Linked DNA regions of Homo sapiens: region 2 is linked to region 1. Evidence: chromatin loops called from intact Hi-C (ENCODE). Cell type or tissue: mammary epithelial cell. All regions are shown on one strand.

Region 1 (8,000 bases):
CTGATATTAGCCAGGGTTTTAATTTTGTGAGTTTTTCTGAGACATCACAGAAAGTCCTTTGTTTAAAATATTTCAAAGTCAGAAAAAAAATTCAACTTGTAGTTCAGAAGGTAGAGAAATTAGAAACATCTGGTAAATTTGGTTGCAGACATGGCTTGTGTTGACATGGAGATGTAATAACCAGGAGGTTGACTAGTCTGGTCTAATTCTGGTGAATAATATTTTCTCAGCAGTCTCCTGGCCACAAAGTATCAAAAGGCATTGGGAACATGCTGTAAAGTGCCTTGATGCCCAGAACAATTACACTCTGGAAACATTCTCTTGGCCCGGCTGAAAGTGACCCATGACCACAGCTCAGTTCATTCCACAAACATAATTAGTCACAAAGCCATGTGGAATAACACTCTGCAGGACTTTCCTGTGTTGACTTTCTTAGTGCATGTTATCATGACGGGCCTTCACACCTTGGAATGATATTGGCTTGGAATAGTAGGGATGAAAAATAGTGCAACACTTTGCTTTATGTAATTATATACATTTTATTTTTCGTGTGGTTATTGACTGTATTCTTTTTAGAGCTTTCTTATATATGAGTGGGGCCTGTCTAAAAGTCTATGTCTTAAAGTTTTAAATTTTTGACTATTTTAGTATTATGTAAACAACATGTCAATTAATAGTGTCTTAAGAAACAGATTGACCTTCATTTTGTTCCAGTACTTCTGTGTCTTTCTGATCGTTTCCTGATCACATGAGAGAAAATTAATTACTTCCCTTTCATGTAATACATATGTACGTCAAATATAATCCAGTTGATTTACTTGTCACTTTGTATTTTAATTTATTTATATGCCTGTTTCTAATTAGATGTCTACTCCTCAAAGTTAGGACTGTTTTATTTTATAAATATATTCTTGGTGACTGCTGGAGTACTGAGTACATGATAAGTGAAGAATAAATATTTATAATATGAATAAATTAGTCTGTTAATTACAGGAACACAAGGTGCTTTGATATGAGATCCAATCTAACCACTAACACTCATTTTTTTCTGCCATGGTTTAATTCTTGCATCTGGTTTTCTTAAAGCTTTTTTACTAATGCATATTGCTGAGTAATTTTCCAAAGGCAATTGTAAATTTCTAAGTGTTTACTTTGAAAGCATCAGTATGTAATTTTGTAACTAGTCAATATAGACCAATTTTGTGATGCTACTTTTAAAAACTTCTGAGGATTCTATTATCTGATGAGAAGAGTTAGTTTGTTCCAATAAAAAGTTAACGTGTTTGTTTTCTACTTTACCTGGACCTAAACAACATAAGCTAAACCTAAACCTAAACATAAACATAAACAACATAACCTAAAACATTTACAAGATATTGTATCTAATTAAAGAAGCTTCAAAAAATATTTTTCAACAGGAATCCATTGTCTGAATTACTTATAAACCATCACCATCAAATAGTGTTTATTGAACATCCATGTGTGTCTGCTACACCCCAGATTGCTATACCAATTAAGTCAGCTATGCTTTCCAGATTGAGTCAATACACAGTATCCTGTTTTTATGGTTCTTTTCAACTTGGATTTGGTATCCCTCTAATTTTATTTGTGTAGAATTCTATTTGCTTTAAAGTTAAACATGACTTTTAGTTATTGTTCCTTCCTTTGTCACTTTTAATTTTCAGCATACATTCAGTTTGTTTGTTGGAAAAAACCATTTTCTTAGCCATGTTTGCCCTGAGACTCCTCCCCTGCCCTTTATGTTTATGTAGGCCAGCCAAATTTCATGTCTGAACCTTTATCCTTTCTTTAGGTAGGTATACAGATGTATTAAGGAATCATCTGACAAGACACAATTATGTTATAATATAGCTTTTGTGTTTTGAGAGGGCTAGGGGATGTGATCCAAAATATGAGAAGTTTTTATTTATAATGGAGAATGTTGGGAGATTATGTTAGTAATTGGGTCCAGCTATGTTATACAGCTTTGAAAAAATTATTTAATTTTTCTGAGGCTTGGTTTTCTTGTCTTTAAAATGTTGTGAAGATTAGAAATAATGTTCTTAGAGCATCTTGCACAGCTAAAATACAGTAGGCACTAAAAATGATGGCTGGTAACAGAATCTACAGCTAAAGAAAAAGTAATAAATTGTCTTGTTTGTGAATTGATATCTGTGTGATGTGCATGCAGCTGCTCACATTTATGTTGTCCACAGCAGACCCTGCCAATTAGTCAGCACTCTTTTCCATGGAGTCTGGGTGCAGCTTATGAGTTACAGCAATTAACTCATAGGCAACTATTGCCAGTTAACCCAAGAAGGGAAATGAGTTGCATCCCATTTTTTCATCCCTCATATAGCCTCATCCTTTCATTTTACAGAAGAGAAAACTAAGGCTCAGAGAAGTTATGTAATTTCCTCAAGATGACACATTGAGGCATGGTCAGAACCTTGTACTAGAAGTCATAACTCTTACTTCAGTTCTCCATCAGCTGAAACATCTGTCTGTTTTGTTCATCTTATTTCATAACTAGAACGTGTACTAGCCAGAACTCTTAATTCAGTTCTCCATCAGCTGAAACATCTGTCTCTTTTGTTCATCTTCTTTCATAACTGGGGTAGAGATTCATATAATTTGCCATTTTTTTTCTAGAGCAAATAAATTAACTCATGATTTTCTTGAGGTAATATTTGTGGGTTCATATAAATGAGCCACACTGACCACTTTACACTGGTGATAATATGTTTTTTTAAATATCAAAAATATATTTTTGATTCAAACCTTATGTTCTCTTGCCTTTCAGAAAGGAAAAAGGAAGAAGCAGAGGGTCAGCAGATGTTGAAAGAGGTATAATCAAGGTAAACACTTAGCTAGGAAGTGGTTTCCTAAGCAAGGGTTGCTCTAAAAATTTCCCACATACCCTCCTTTGGTTGTTGGACTTTTATTTTTTTTTTCTGGTCTAAATATTATGCTGTAAATTTTGGGTTGGAATCTACTGAAGCTGGCAACAGTTAAATTAATCCTTCTTTTCACTGAAAACATGCTTATGCTTGCTAACAACTGCAAGATTAATTGGGACTTACTTAGCCAAAGGAAAAACAGGATGTGAAAAGACAATGTGAAGTTTCTGTCTCGTCACTTACTCCCTCTGTCCCTACTGTTTTTGTTTGTTTTAGTTACATTTTCAAACATTCTCTCATTTTCCCATGTTCTGTGTTCACCTTAGAAAATCTTCTAATAGCACAGATGACAAACAGGAGTTCCAGAAATGCTGACTCATCACAGCAGAAGGCCAGTGGTTTGGCAGGAATCTTAACTTGCAAATGTCAAGACTGGCCCTTTTAAAAATAAGTCCATGGCAGCAGATGTCACTATTGGTCTATCTTAACTCTGGGGCACTTGTTGACAAAGCAAATGCCATGAGCCTAGAAGCCCAGTAATCATAGATTTTAGACATTTCATGATGACTTGTGGCACCAATATAATGGTCAATTTCTCATACCTGAAACCTAATTTAATTATATAGAACTTTTAATATTATGATTATTGTATTTTAACATTAGTGTCATTTTTCCTTTTTTAACATAAATCTTTTCCATGAAGTCCATATTTTTTTCTTACCTCCCTCTTTCTGCTTTCTGTTCCTAATCATGGGACAACTTTCTCTTTTCTGCTTATATGTGCTTATTTGTTCATGTAAGCGTCCCCATAATTCTCATGTTTTGCAAGATACTTTCTTCAATGTTAATTTTTGTGCTATTAACTACAATGCAATTAACCTTTACTTTTCTTAAAAAGCAAAGTTGTGCAAGTAATTTGCCTGCTGTCTCTCAGCAACGTGTCCTCCTTTTTTGACACTAGTTTGTAATGCTAGGGCTGTGACTTTGCAGATTTCATACCTCTGATTCCCTTGGCAGCTTTTTGAAAGTATTGGAGTGAGACTTGAAGTTATTGAGGAATGGGGATTGGAAGAGGAGACAAGACTTCCTTCCTGTTTTAAAATTTGTTTTATTCTTGCTGGCTTCAACTCTAAAATGGCAGTTCTCCTAAGCGTTAGTTGGTGGCCTCCATTGTGGAAGTGGCTCCAGCCTCCAGTTCCTGTTGGCACTTCCAGAAATGCCTGAACATTTCCCTCAGAGAGCCAGCAGCAGCCAACCCAAGCCTCTTCCTTAGAGCACCAGGTCTGGTGGCTCCTCCTCCTGTTATCCCCATCTTTTCCCATTTATTTCCCTAACCTCAGGCATTGTAGCTACTTCCTGAGTTACCTTTATGTGACTTTACTTATTCAACCTTCTGACACCTGTGAAACCAGTTTCTTCCATTAAATCCTCTCTGTTGGAAACAATTTGGTTTCTGTTTTCTAAACTTGTCTAATATATCTGTACATAGTCATATATATTTTAAATTATATGTAATGTTAAAAATAGTAAAAGCAAATAAATTAATTCCATTGTGTTTCTGATTTATATTTTAAAAATGCTTTTTTGATTTGGGCTTTTAGCATGTCATATATATGTGACGATTTTGATGGCTTGATATGGAGTATATCTTATGAAATGTATACATAGCTCCAAATGTCACCAAAGCAAAAATTGGTATGAACATTGATAGTAATTTTTCCTTGCAAAAGGATCTTATCCTGGAGTTCCAGTTAGGTTTTACAATTACTGAAATGACTTGCTGTCTATTTTCTATCCTTGTTTAGCTCATACTCCATTAAACAGAAAGCAAACTAAGAGCTGGAGAGATGAAGAGACTTGGTCAACATCATACATGTGAGTGGTTGGAAACCTGAGGTGGACCCCAATCCAATTTTCTTTACTTTGCCTCAAGCGGCCTATAGTTGCTCATGATTTTAGATGTATCCATTGCAAGCATTTGCTAGCATTTGGCAAGAAATGAGCATAAATGAAATAACTAATCCAGGATTTTTTAAACTAATCATCATTATATTAATGTACTATGCTGATGAACTTAAGTTGGAAAAGAGTGTTGGAGAACTTGTTACCTTTCTATTAAAGTCAATTACTTCTTTATAATTAATATTTATTCATACATCCACACTCAGTCAACTAACACTTACTAGTATGGAGTAATGTAATGTAATATAATGACTTAGGTCAATGTATTAATGTCATTTTGACTGTCTTAGATCTGTCACTATTCTCTCCTTCTATTCATGGGAGTGCTTGCATAAATTGGGCTACATTAACTATCTTATTTTCTCAAGTCTTCCCTATTTAACCTCTACAATCTGGTTCTTGCCCCTTCTCTATTTGAACAACCAGTGGGTTCACCAGTAACCTCCATATTGCCAAATCCAATAAATATTTTTATGATTTTGACTTGACCCACTTCTATGGCAATTAATACTGTTTGATCAGTCCTTCCTTCCTGAAAATTCTCCCTTTTTTTCCTGAGATACTTATCTAATAAGTTATCCTCCTTTTCCTCCTACTGCTATTTCTCATATCCCTTAGGTAGAATCTTAAATATCAGTGGTCTTCAGAGCTCTGCTCCTGGTCTTGTGACCTTCTTGCTATATTTTCTCCCCCACATGATCCTATTTTAGCCCACCTTCAGGCCTTCTGCTACTATTTATGTTCTGAAGACTCCTAAATCCATATCTTCAGCCTAGACCACTTCCATGAACTCCAGATCTTTATGTCCAGCTGCCTGCTGGAAAGCTGCTGCATCCACATATATCTTGCTTGACTTATACCAAGGTGAAACTGGCCCAATTGTTCCATAGAACTGATGTTGGAAATTAACCCTCTCAGTCTTAAAACTTGAGGAGCTACATTTGTCTTATCTTATACATCTAAAATTGTAAGACCAATAATCAGGCCTCTCAAATAATATAGGGGAACTGAATCATAGCCTCTCACCTGTCGTGATTGACTAACTGACCTCCTGCTACCTGTTGACCAACTCCTCTTTCTTACCCCTCCCTAATTCCTTTTGCAGCACATGCATAAAGCCTTTTTCCAGGCAATACTCCTCTTAGAAAATTGGCTTTTTGTGTGATGAGTAGCGGGACCTAGTCTGAACCTCTGGTGTTTCAGTAACACATTTTGGTTCCTTGACCAGGCATACATTGCTTGTGGCTTGGCTGCTACAGGCCAAAAGGGTTTCAGAAGCCCTCCTAAGCAGCTACCTGCCCATTTTTGGCTGGAGGTGAGTCTTGGTCTCTCTTTCTTTGGTCCCACTAATGCCAGCCCCAACTACATTCCTGATTGCCTAGGAAGAGTAGCCTTTGATATTTGACATCTGCGTCTGGATAGGTTAGTGTCTTTTGTGGGTACCAGACAGGGGGATGTGCTCTTCTCAATTTGGGGAATTCCAAAAGAATTTCCATTTGCAGGATGAACAAGCCCAACCGATGGAGAGAGGAAGCATCCTGACTGTTTCAGTTTAGATATTCTTGGGACTTGCTTGTTGCTGCAGCAGGTGGATTGTGCTTTGGTGATTGTTTGTTTATGTGTGTGTGTCAGTATACTTCCCAATATTCTTTGGTGTCTGGAGCGGTTTGGCATCTCCATAAGCCTCATTGCTATTGAACAGGAAAGTGGGATGGAGTTCTGTGTATCCAGGCTTTTATGCTGCTATTCTAAGCAGGTTCAGGTCTGTAAGTACATGAGGTTCTTCTGTGATGCTGTTTGACCCGAGAGTTTTTTGAAGTCTGGGAAGGTTTGGCCTTTAAAACTCAAACTGCCATGGAAACTGTTTCGTCCAACATTCTGGTTCATATCCTTCATTGGATTACCTCTTGGGGCAAAGTTTAGCCATGTAAACATGTTCATAAAACAATGAGTTTTTATTGCTATCTCATGGCTGGAGTTCTGAGATAAAAGCTATTGGATCTTTGTTTATGTGTGTGTATACACATTTCAATGTGTTTATGTGTATGTACATTTATTATGTTATATGTTGTGTCTACTAAATTGGCTTATAAATAGTGGTCGTAAATTAAGTAAATAAGTCCAAGCAATTTTCAAGTTCACATGATTTAAGTAATTCTTTAATAAACAAGCTGGCTTTAAAATTATTAAGATAGAAATAGAAATGTCTTTGGAGTTGTCAGCATACATTTTTGTCTACGTTTTATATTTGTCTCTTCTATATATTTTGAGGTGTCAGGGTTTGGCACAGAAGGTTATAAAACTATAAACCCAGCCAAAACACAAGTAACCTTTGTGTGACTTTTTGGACAAATTTAATGTTGTTAGTTTAATAAAGACAGTTGAATCTTCTGAGTTATTAGCAAAAATACCCATGGATTTAAGGTTCTTACTTAGATGAACACCTGATATTCTCAGGTTATGAAATGGTTAACGAGGAGCTAACCACTAGCTTTGTCTAATGTCTCAGTTTTCAGAAGTAATCCAGATAAACTTTAAAAAATTAAAGAATTGAGTACATGTAAATAGGATAAATGCTTGTAGGTGAACTTTTTGTGTAATTTAAAATCTTAATTATTTTGATGATGAGTCATCCAAATTATTTTGGATGTCTGGTCATTTTCATTTAAAAAAGGTTTTGATATAGACAAAAGTATTTTTAAAAACTGTAGAATGTTCTCAAATATAAAATACTAATATCTGATAGTTCAGGATTTCTTACTTCCTAGTGATTTTCACTAAAATTTAAGGTTACTAAGAATAAGAACTGTAGTTAACATATAATTCTGTATATAAAATGTGCCAGAGAATTTCTGTCCTTATGAAAAAAGAATAATTTTGTCTAATTCAGAATTTATCTAAAGGTTGATTCAAATTATGGACTATGGTAAATTTTTGTCCTAAAATAAAATGACTGTTTTTTTTAACACGAGAGAATTTAAGACCAAGCAGAAAATTCAAGCATGTCATACATTGTCTGTGTAAGTCATATGTAGTTTTTCTCCTGTTTCTGTGTATGTCTGTCTTCAGGCACATACAGAGAAAATAGAAAGATGAAAAAGTAAAAACCTGATAGGAAATTGGAGAAATTAGGCTAAT
Region 2 (8,000 bases), 200 kb after region 1:
CTTGTTTTTATGATTCATGACAAAAAATTCATCTTGGGCTTCTAATGATGTATTTTAAAATAGTCTCCAGACGTCCCGTGGTTCATTTTATTTTAAACTATTTCTTTTTACTTCTTTTTTAATAATGGCCAGATTTTCCTAAGTTCCCTTTACTAAAATTAAATTATTTTATATGGCATTCCTTTTTTCTTGCCAAATGCTAGGCTTAATCATTTTGAATACTGTGTAGACAGAAGTGGGCACCCATGATACAACCTTCATCAATTCCTGCTCAAGTCTGCCTAGACTCGGAAAATCCAATTTTGGCAAACTGATGTCTGTAATCATCTGTATTCTTGTACTCCAATGTGCATTCTGTATGTCTATGATGGGATTACAATATAAATTCACCTTATTTATACTTTATCCAATGTTTTCACTTTCTTTCTTGTTATACACTATTTAGATAATTTTGCTTAAATAGTGTCCCTGTAGCCCATAGAATAAGTAAGGTTCATATTTTTTAGTTTAACAACCAATGCCTTTCATAATTTGATCCCTAATTATTCTATCTTCATTCACTTCCCACTGAACTTTTTCTTTTCTTTTGCAGTACAATTCTTACTAAATGGTAAAATTTCACAACTGTACCTTCTCCCAGATCTTTCTGGAATACCTTTCCCATTTCCTTCATTGTTCATCCGATCAATGTATGAAGATATCATCATTCTAATCAAGATGTTAGTTGTAGGTGCCTTTTCAGTTAAATTGCATGTAACCTTCCTAAATCCTTGGTCCTTGCCTTCAATGTAATTCTACTGTCTTGCTCTTTATGAGTCCAGATGTGAGAGTCATTACCTCACTCATGTACATGGCAAACTCCACTCATGTCAAGTTTTTGGAAATTTAATAATTTAACTGAAGATTTTTGGTTCTAAAGAAGGATCACAGTATTAAGGACTATCTATCTATTTTCTCCTTTTTTTCCTTTTCAGAAAATAATAATTATGCCTTATCTCATATACTTTTGTAGCCTGGTTTCACCTATTATATGGGTCTTCCCCTATACTCTAAGTAGCTTAGAAAAGTATGTATTTTTCTTTAAAATATGGTACTTGCCCAATAAAAATCCTTCTGAATAAGATCTTCTTCAGCTCATTAATTGGCCATAGTTTTTAAAGAGCCCAGAATGATCTAGGCAATATAATAGACACTGATTATATAGCAAGAAAATTGCAGGTCAGGTTTTTGTGTTCATAAAGTTTTAGTGTGTGATCCAAATAGCAATACATAATTGTAAATTAGATATTCAATAGATATTTGGGGTTATGCAAGTGAATATTTTATATTTTAAGCTTAGTTGTATTATTTTAGGGAATTATAGTATATTTGCATTACTGTATTTTACTATTTAAATAGGAAATTCAGTGAACGCTGCCTTGAATCCATGTAAAAAATAAACAAGAAGAAAGAGATGGTCAAGAAATGTATCATTCTTAATTCCTGACGTGTGCAATTTTTCACATTACTTTACTCATTTAAGTAAAATTTCTATTGGAGTATAGTTCCCATGTCATGTTTCTAACCCTTTCTAAGTGCAAGAATCCTTCTGTGTTCTCACATCCCGCTTACTCAGAGTCTGAAGTAAGAAAGTTTTTATACAAACATGGAAACACTCATGGCTTCTACTGTTTCATACATATAGGAATTAAGAAAGTATTTTGCAATGCTCTGAAGGCAATTCTGGTTGTAGACTAGGTCAGCTCGGGCTTCCATGAGGTTCTAAACTCTAAGAAGGGCTAGTTCAGAAAGGATCATTGGAACAAGAGGAAAATTGCATGCTAATGTATTCCAGGAGATGATGAAATCTCTCATCTTATTAATTTGGCAGTGTTGAGTTCCTCTTCTGTAGAATGTAATTTCCTTTCTAAAAGATATGAAGCATCTGTTCCCACTCAGAACCAAATGGAGAATTCTTCATCTACATTAGCAAGTCAGGCCTGCTTAGTGCCCCAACTGTGCTTACTGCTCAGGATGTTCTACTCACGCTGACTGGTTAGTGCATCTGGTGTTTCACATTATTTGTTGGAATTATAAGCACTTATCATCTTCCCAGTTCATTAGGATTAAAAAACTCTGATAAAAGTATATATATAAAATATATGTATTTTTTAATTCAAGAAGATGGCAAATGGATTTTTTCAGTCTTGAAAAATATATAAATATAATATATACATATAACATATATATGTATGTATGCACATATATTTTTGTTTGTTCTCACTCATTCAGCATTGTATGGGTACAACAAGGATACTGCAACCTACAGTGTCCTTATGAAGCTAACATACATGACTATACAAACACAGACCAGTTCTCTAATTCAAAATTTACAGTAAATAAGCACTGATTGTTTTTCTCCCCTCTCCTTTGAGAAGATTCTTGCTCAGAAACAAAACTTGTACTCTCCTAACTAGGTAAAACTAAGCAAATACCCAACTATGTACTTGTTTACTGAAACTGTGTGTCAAACTGTACCTTTTTTTTCTCTTTCATCTGTCTGTCTTTTGAGTTTTTGAATTGTTCAGAAAATTCTTAAGTACTTTTATGTTCACTGTTTTCAGAGGCCCAAGAGTCTTGCATCACAGCAACATGGTTTCTTGCAGGGAAGAATGTGTTTGAATGTCCACACCCCTTGCCATAACCATCTGGTTTGCAGATGATAAATACAAACACTACGTTGTTTCTTTTTTTTCCTCCTCTAAAGATCTGGGAAACAGATTGAACTTAAAATTCTACCCTGGCGATCTCAATATATTAATCTTCATTACCATGTCTAGTTCTTTAAGAATTCCAGTTCTGCAGCTATATATTTTTTAAAGACTGAACACATAATACGTATGATATACCACTTGTAGGATTTTTTTATGTTATTATAATGTCTTCATTTCTTCCTACAGTCTAGTAATATCTTACTCCTTTTTCAAAGTCCAGTTTAAGACCTGTTTCCCCTGTGAAGTCTTTTCTAGTTATTCTAACCTCCACACGTCTCTCTTTCATTGTTTGGAAGACTTCACACCAAAGCAAGGTATATATTTGTTTAAAAGTTTCATGCATGGGCTTAGCTCCCTAATCAGAGTATGAGTTGTTTAATAACAGATTGTTCATATGTTTTGTAATCATAGTATAATGGACACAATGGATATTTAGAACCTAGTTGTCGAATTAATACTTCATTAATGCCATCAAAGAAGCCTCATTCTAATAGAGGATATGAGAGAGACTTTATTAGGATGGGATTAAGTTAGGCAGAAAATTTTACAGTGGGAAATATTGACCTCAGTTACAGGGTTAGAGTAGGCCTTTATACACCTTTTGTCTGAAATAACATTAGAAACAGAAATGGAAAACAGTGCCACCTCTGGGTGACTTCTGTCTGAAATAGAAAACAGTGCCACCTCCAGGTGACCCTAGGCAAGTGGACAGGAGCAAAATAAAAGGCATTCCTTCTTCCAGTAGATACAGCCCCAAGCTAGGGTTCATAGTATGACAAGGAGAGCTTGGATTGAATGTCATTTCCCACTGGCCCCCTCAGTTGGAGTCTTTGTGAAGTGTACAAACTGCAAACAATATACAACAGCCCTCCAAACAGTGATATAGATAATGCAGGCAAGTCAAGGCGGCTTGGTGGCTTATGAAGTAGCTGACACTGCATACTCTGTGTGGCATGAAGCTAGAGGCTAAGCACCTAGAAATTTATTTGTTACACATTAGGAGAGAGATCGAACAATCATGGCTGATGTGGAAAATATTTACTTAAGAATGTAGATTTTTCATTGGTATATAAAAATAATATTTAAGAGAATGAATAGCCCAGAGAATAGTCAAGTAGGTCAAAAAGCAGTTGATGAGATTTGTAAGGTGTGAACAATAACCAGAGTGAAAAAAAAAATGACACAATTCTGAAGGTGAGGACAAAGTTGTTATTGGGCCAGAGTGCGACTGAGGGCAATTGCTGAGGTTTGAGAAAGGTGACACAATTGAAGGGCCATTTAAGAAGAAGTTTCGATAGCTATGTTTAAGATAGATTGCAGGGTAATCATAGTATAAAGAAATCTGAAGGATGTCTGTCCTATTGAAAGCAGAATGAACAGGAATTAATTAAGGTAAAATATGGAGAGAATTTTTTGGTTGACCTTATATAAGAGTGGGCATAAGATAATAAGCATTTAAATTATATTCTTTAGTGGACATTCATTAATATAATGATAATCATTACTTTGAGGCTACCATTTATTGAGTGCTTAATAAGTGCATTCAATTATTAAGTCTATGTATAGTACATTTGTATAAATAATGTTAGATTTTAGTCTAACAAAACACATAAATATTGGTAAATGATATGCACAGATATAAAAAATTTATAATTATGGTGAGCTAGTTGGCTGCAGTATGGAAAATATAATCTATGGTATACATATATCATAAATGTTAAGCATTTATTTTAGAAATAAAAAAACAAGGATTTTCAAGGGAAGTATAGATGTTTAAATATACCTAGTTCGAAGAGTAATCTTGTTTTGCACTAAAATGTATTTTATTATTAAAAACATTTTGTTTAAAATTATTGTCAATCATAACATGAAAACATATAGATTAAACTTTAAATATTTTGGAATAATCTGTATCCATTCCAATGATAACTTATCAAGTCTATACAATGTTAACATTTACATATAATAGGGAAAAATCTAGTTCTTGATTATATCAGATTTATATTATCTCTCACCATAGGCATAGGAAATTCCAGAAAAGAATTTGACATTATTTATAAAATTACTATCCATAAAACATCTTAAATATTTTTCCTTAGTTTGATGAAGCTCAACCTTTAGTCTTTCATCCTTGACATACATTTCGTTATCAAATCATGCAAGCAAAATATGCAGAATTGGATTTCTTCAAGTGAAAAAGAGATGGCTTCACTATTAAACTCTATAAACTCCTTGATCCTATTAAAAGGACGGTTTGCTTAATTTTTTAGGTCAGAATACACCTTAAGAATCTAGAAGAAATTTAACAGTGCATTTCGCTATTTTGAAATAGCATTAGTAAATTTCAAGAATTCGGGGGAAGTTGGGAAATGAGCGTGCTAACTTTAAAACTTGCATTAACTACGTGACCCATGTGACTATATGAACTTATTTTACATTTTTTGGTAAGAGGAAATCTTTAACCGGAGCCATAAATAAATTATCCCAGTCAGATAATTGTATATATTAATATATACTCAGCATAGTCTTTGGTTACAGTAATAGAAAGAATGCATCTGCAAAGATAAGGCTCTGAAAACTGACTTTTCACTGCCTGTGAAATCATTTCGCCCCTGTGAACCCCAATCCCTTTATATGTAATAAGGCAAAATAGGCAAATAATTTCTACCTTGAATAGTCGTGAGCATTTATCAGATAACATCTGAAAACTGCCTTGTATAAAGTAAACACTAGATGGTATTTATTATTATTATTAATGGTAACCTTACGCATATTAATTCACCAATGTTTTTAACTGGTCTACTGCACACTATATTTCCAGCTAACTTCCAAGTCGGCTTCCTTACCAGACCATGGGGAATCCTCAGCTCATATTGCCCAGCCCCATCTCTGCCTGTCAAAGTCCTGCTTCATTTCCCAGAATACCTCACTGAAAGCACATCTCTATTAAAAGGAATACATCTGGCTATTTTATAGTTCCTTTTAATAAAAGAATGCTGATTTTATCATTGAAGTATTTTTAAATCTTAAGTGGGCAAGGTGAAAATTTTAGTATATTTTAGAATAAAATATTTGAATCTAGGTTAATTAACAAGTAATATCTGTGTGGTGCTTAATAGTTTAAAATGCTTTTTTCATGTAATTTATCCATTTCACTTGCAATAAGAATTATTAAAACTAATTTTTAATTTGGAAGAACTGAGCCTTAGAAAAATATATTACTTACTCAAGTTCTCTCTATGGTAATTACTAGAGCTATGTCTTCTGATACTAGAAACTATTTTTCTTAGTATACATTAAGCCTCTACAATGAGAAATAAGATTTAATAAAAAGAAGGGGAGGGGATACAGATAATAACCTAAAAGGGAAATAGTAAGGAAATGTAAAGCTGTAACTATAGCTTTGTACATTTTGAATAAAGATCAACTTCCCTATTCTCTTTCTTCCTTTCTATATATATATGTGCATATACATACATAGATTTTTCTGTATTTTTATTATAAGCTTTGTTGAAGCACAGTGGTGTCTCTTTGTTTAAATTTCTGGTCTATAAACATATCTTTGTTTTATAATATAATGCCAAATGTGCCTCCAGGTTTAAAATGTATTAATATTCAGAAGAGTCCTCTAATCTGCTTAAGACAAGATAAAGGGAAAAAGGCAATGTAGAATCAGAGGGCTGTGTTCTTCATTGAGGCCCTGGGCATGTTTTTTCTGTTTACAATTGCTGGAAAATATTAGTTTTATTTTCTGCCCTATATGGTATCGTATCATGTATGTACATATGTTAAAGTGTGATTATTTTGGTATAAATACATATTTTACACTTTGATTCTTATTTTTATTCTTGATGTTTATAACTGGAGAATTATAGAAATGCTAACCAATTGTATTTTGGACATGATTTAACATCTGGTCACTTTTTTATTTTTTTATTTTTTTGAGATAGAGTCTCTCTGTGTCGCCCAGACTGGAGTGCAGCGGCGCCATCTTGGCTCACTGCAACCTCTGTCTCCTGGATTCAAGTGATTCTTCTGCCTCAGCCTCCTGAGCAGCTGGGACTACAGGTGCGCGCCACCATGCCCAGCTAATTTTTGTATTTTTAGTAGAGACGGGGTGCCACCATATTGGCCAGGCTAGTCTCGAATTCCTGACCTCGTGATCTGCCTGCCTTGGCTTCCCAAAGTGTTGGGGTTACAGGCGTGAGCCACTGCACCCAGCCAACATCTGGTCACTTTTAAAATATACTTTCTAATTTTAGAAGTTTTAAATTTACAAAATAATTGTACCGATAGTACAAAGGGTTCTCAAATAATCTAGACCCAATTTTCCCTCTTCTTAACATCTTACATTCACAACGAATAAGCCAATATTGATATTTTACTATTAACTAGAGTCATACTTTAGTTAGATTTTCTTAGTTTTTGTCTAATGACCTCTTTCTGTTCCAGGATCCCTCACAGGATCCCATATTACATTTAGTTGCATGTCTCCTTAGGCTCCTTTTGGCTATGACAGTTTCCAGACATTCCTTGTTTTTTAGGATTTTGACGATTTTTCAGGAGTACTGGCCTGATATTTTGTACCATGTCCCTCAATTAGGATGTGTATGATTTTTGTTTTCATGATTAGACTGGAGTTCTGGGTGTTGGGAGGAGGTAAAGTGCCATTCTCAACTATCAACATGAATTATTATTACTGATATTAAACTTTAATAATTAATTAATTTATTTATTTTTGAGAGGGAGTTTCACTCTTGTTGCCCAGGCTGGAGTGCAATGGCGTGATCTCAGCTCCCTGCAAACTCTGCCTCCTGGGTTCAAGTGATTCTCCTGCCTCGGCCTCCCAAAGTGCTGGGATTACAGACGTGAGCCACCGCGCCAAGCCTGGTGTTAAATTTGATCACCTGTCTGGGGTGGTATTTGTCCTGTGTCTTCACTGTAAATTTGCTGTTTCCTCCCTTTTCCATTCTGTACCCTTTGGAAGGAAGCCACTATGTACATACAGTTCTTACTTAAGGAGTGGAGACTTACTCTTCAACTTTTAAAGGGTGGGGTAGCTACATAAATCATTTGCAATTCTGCATAGGAGATTTGTCCTATTCTATTTTATATTTTGTATGTATTTACATCGGTATGGACTCATAGATATTTATTTTACATTTTTGGTGATATTTGAATGCTACTTTGCTTATTTTATTTGTCAAACTGTTTCAGTTTTGGCCACTGGAAAGTCTTTCAGTTGTA

What was found. A loop is a pair of places that touch in the nucleus more often than their neighbours do. Peaks named below come from ENCODE experiments on the same cell type or tissue, not always from the same donor. Only the 100,000 strongest peaks of a DNase experiment are listed, where the experiment ranks them.
Region 2: a loop joins it to region 1, with 7 times the contacts of the local background. A loop is called at or near these places in 12 of 110 quality-filtered maps.

The regions. Positions count from the first base shown.
Region 1 is chr2:189,343,000-189,350,999 of GRCh38, reverse strand. It overlaps a transcript of COL5A2 not described here. Among named protein-coding and RNA genes, the nearest start is that of WDR75, 94 kb to the left of the region's middle. In mammary epithelial cell, a CTCF peak has its summit at 3,361 (motif pointing right); DNase peaks (open chromatin) are centred at 319 and 3,299; H3K27ac peaks cover 1,076 bases.
Region 2 is chr2:189,138,769-189,146,768 of GRCh38, reverse strand. All of the region lies in intron 1 of COL5A2 (collagen type V alpha 2 chain), which reads left to right. Among named protein-coding and RNA genes, the nearest start is that of MIR3129, 9.7 kb to the right of the region's middle. In mammary epithelial cell, a CTCF peak has its summit at 3,438 (motif pointing left); no DNase peak of the experiment used is centred here.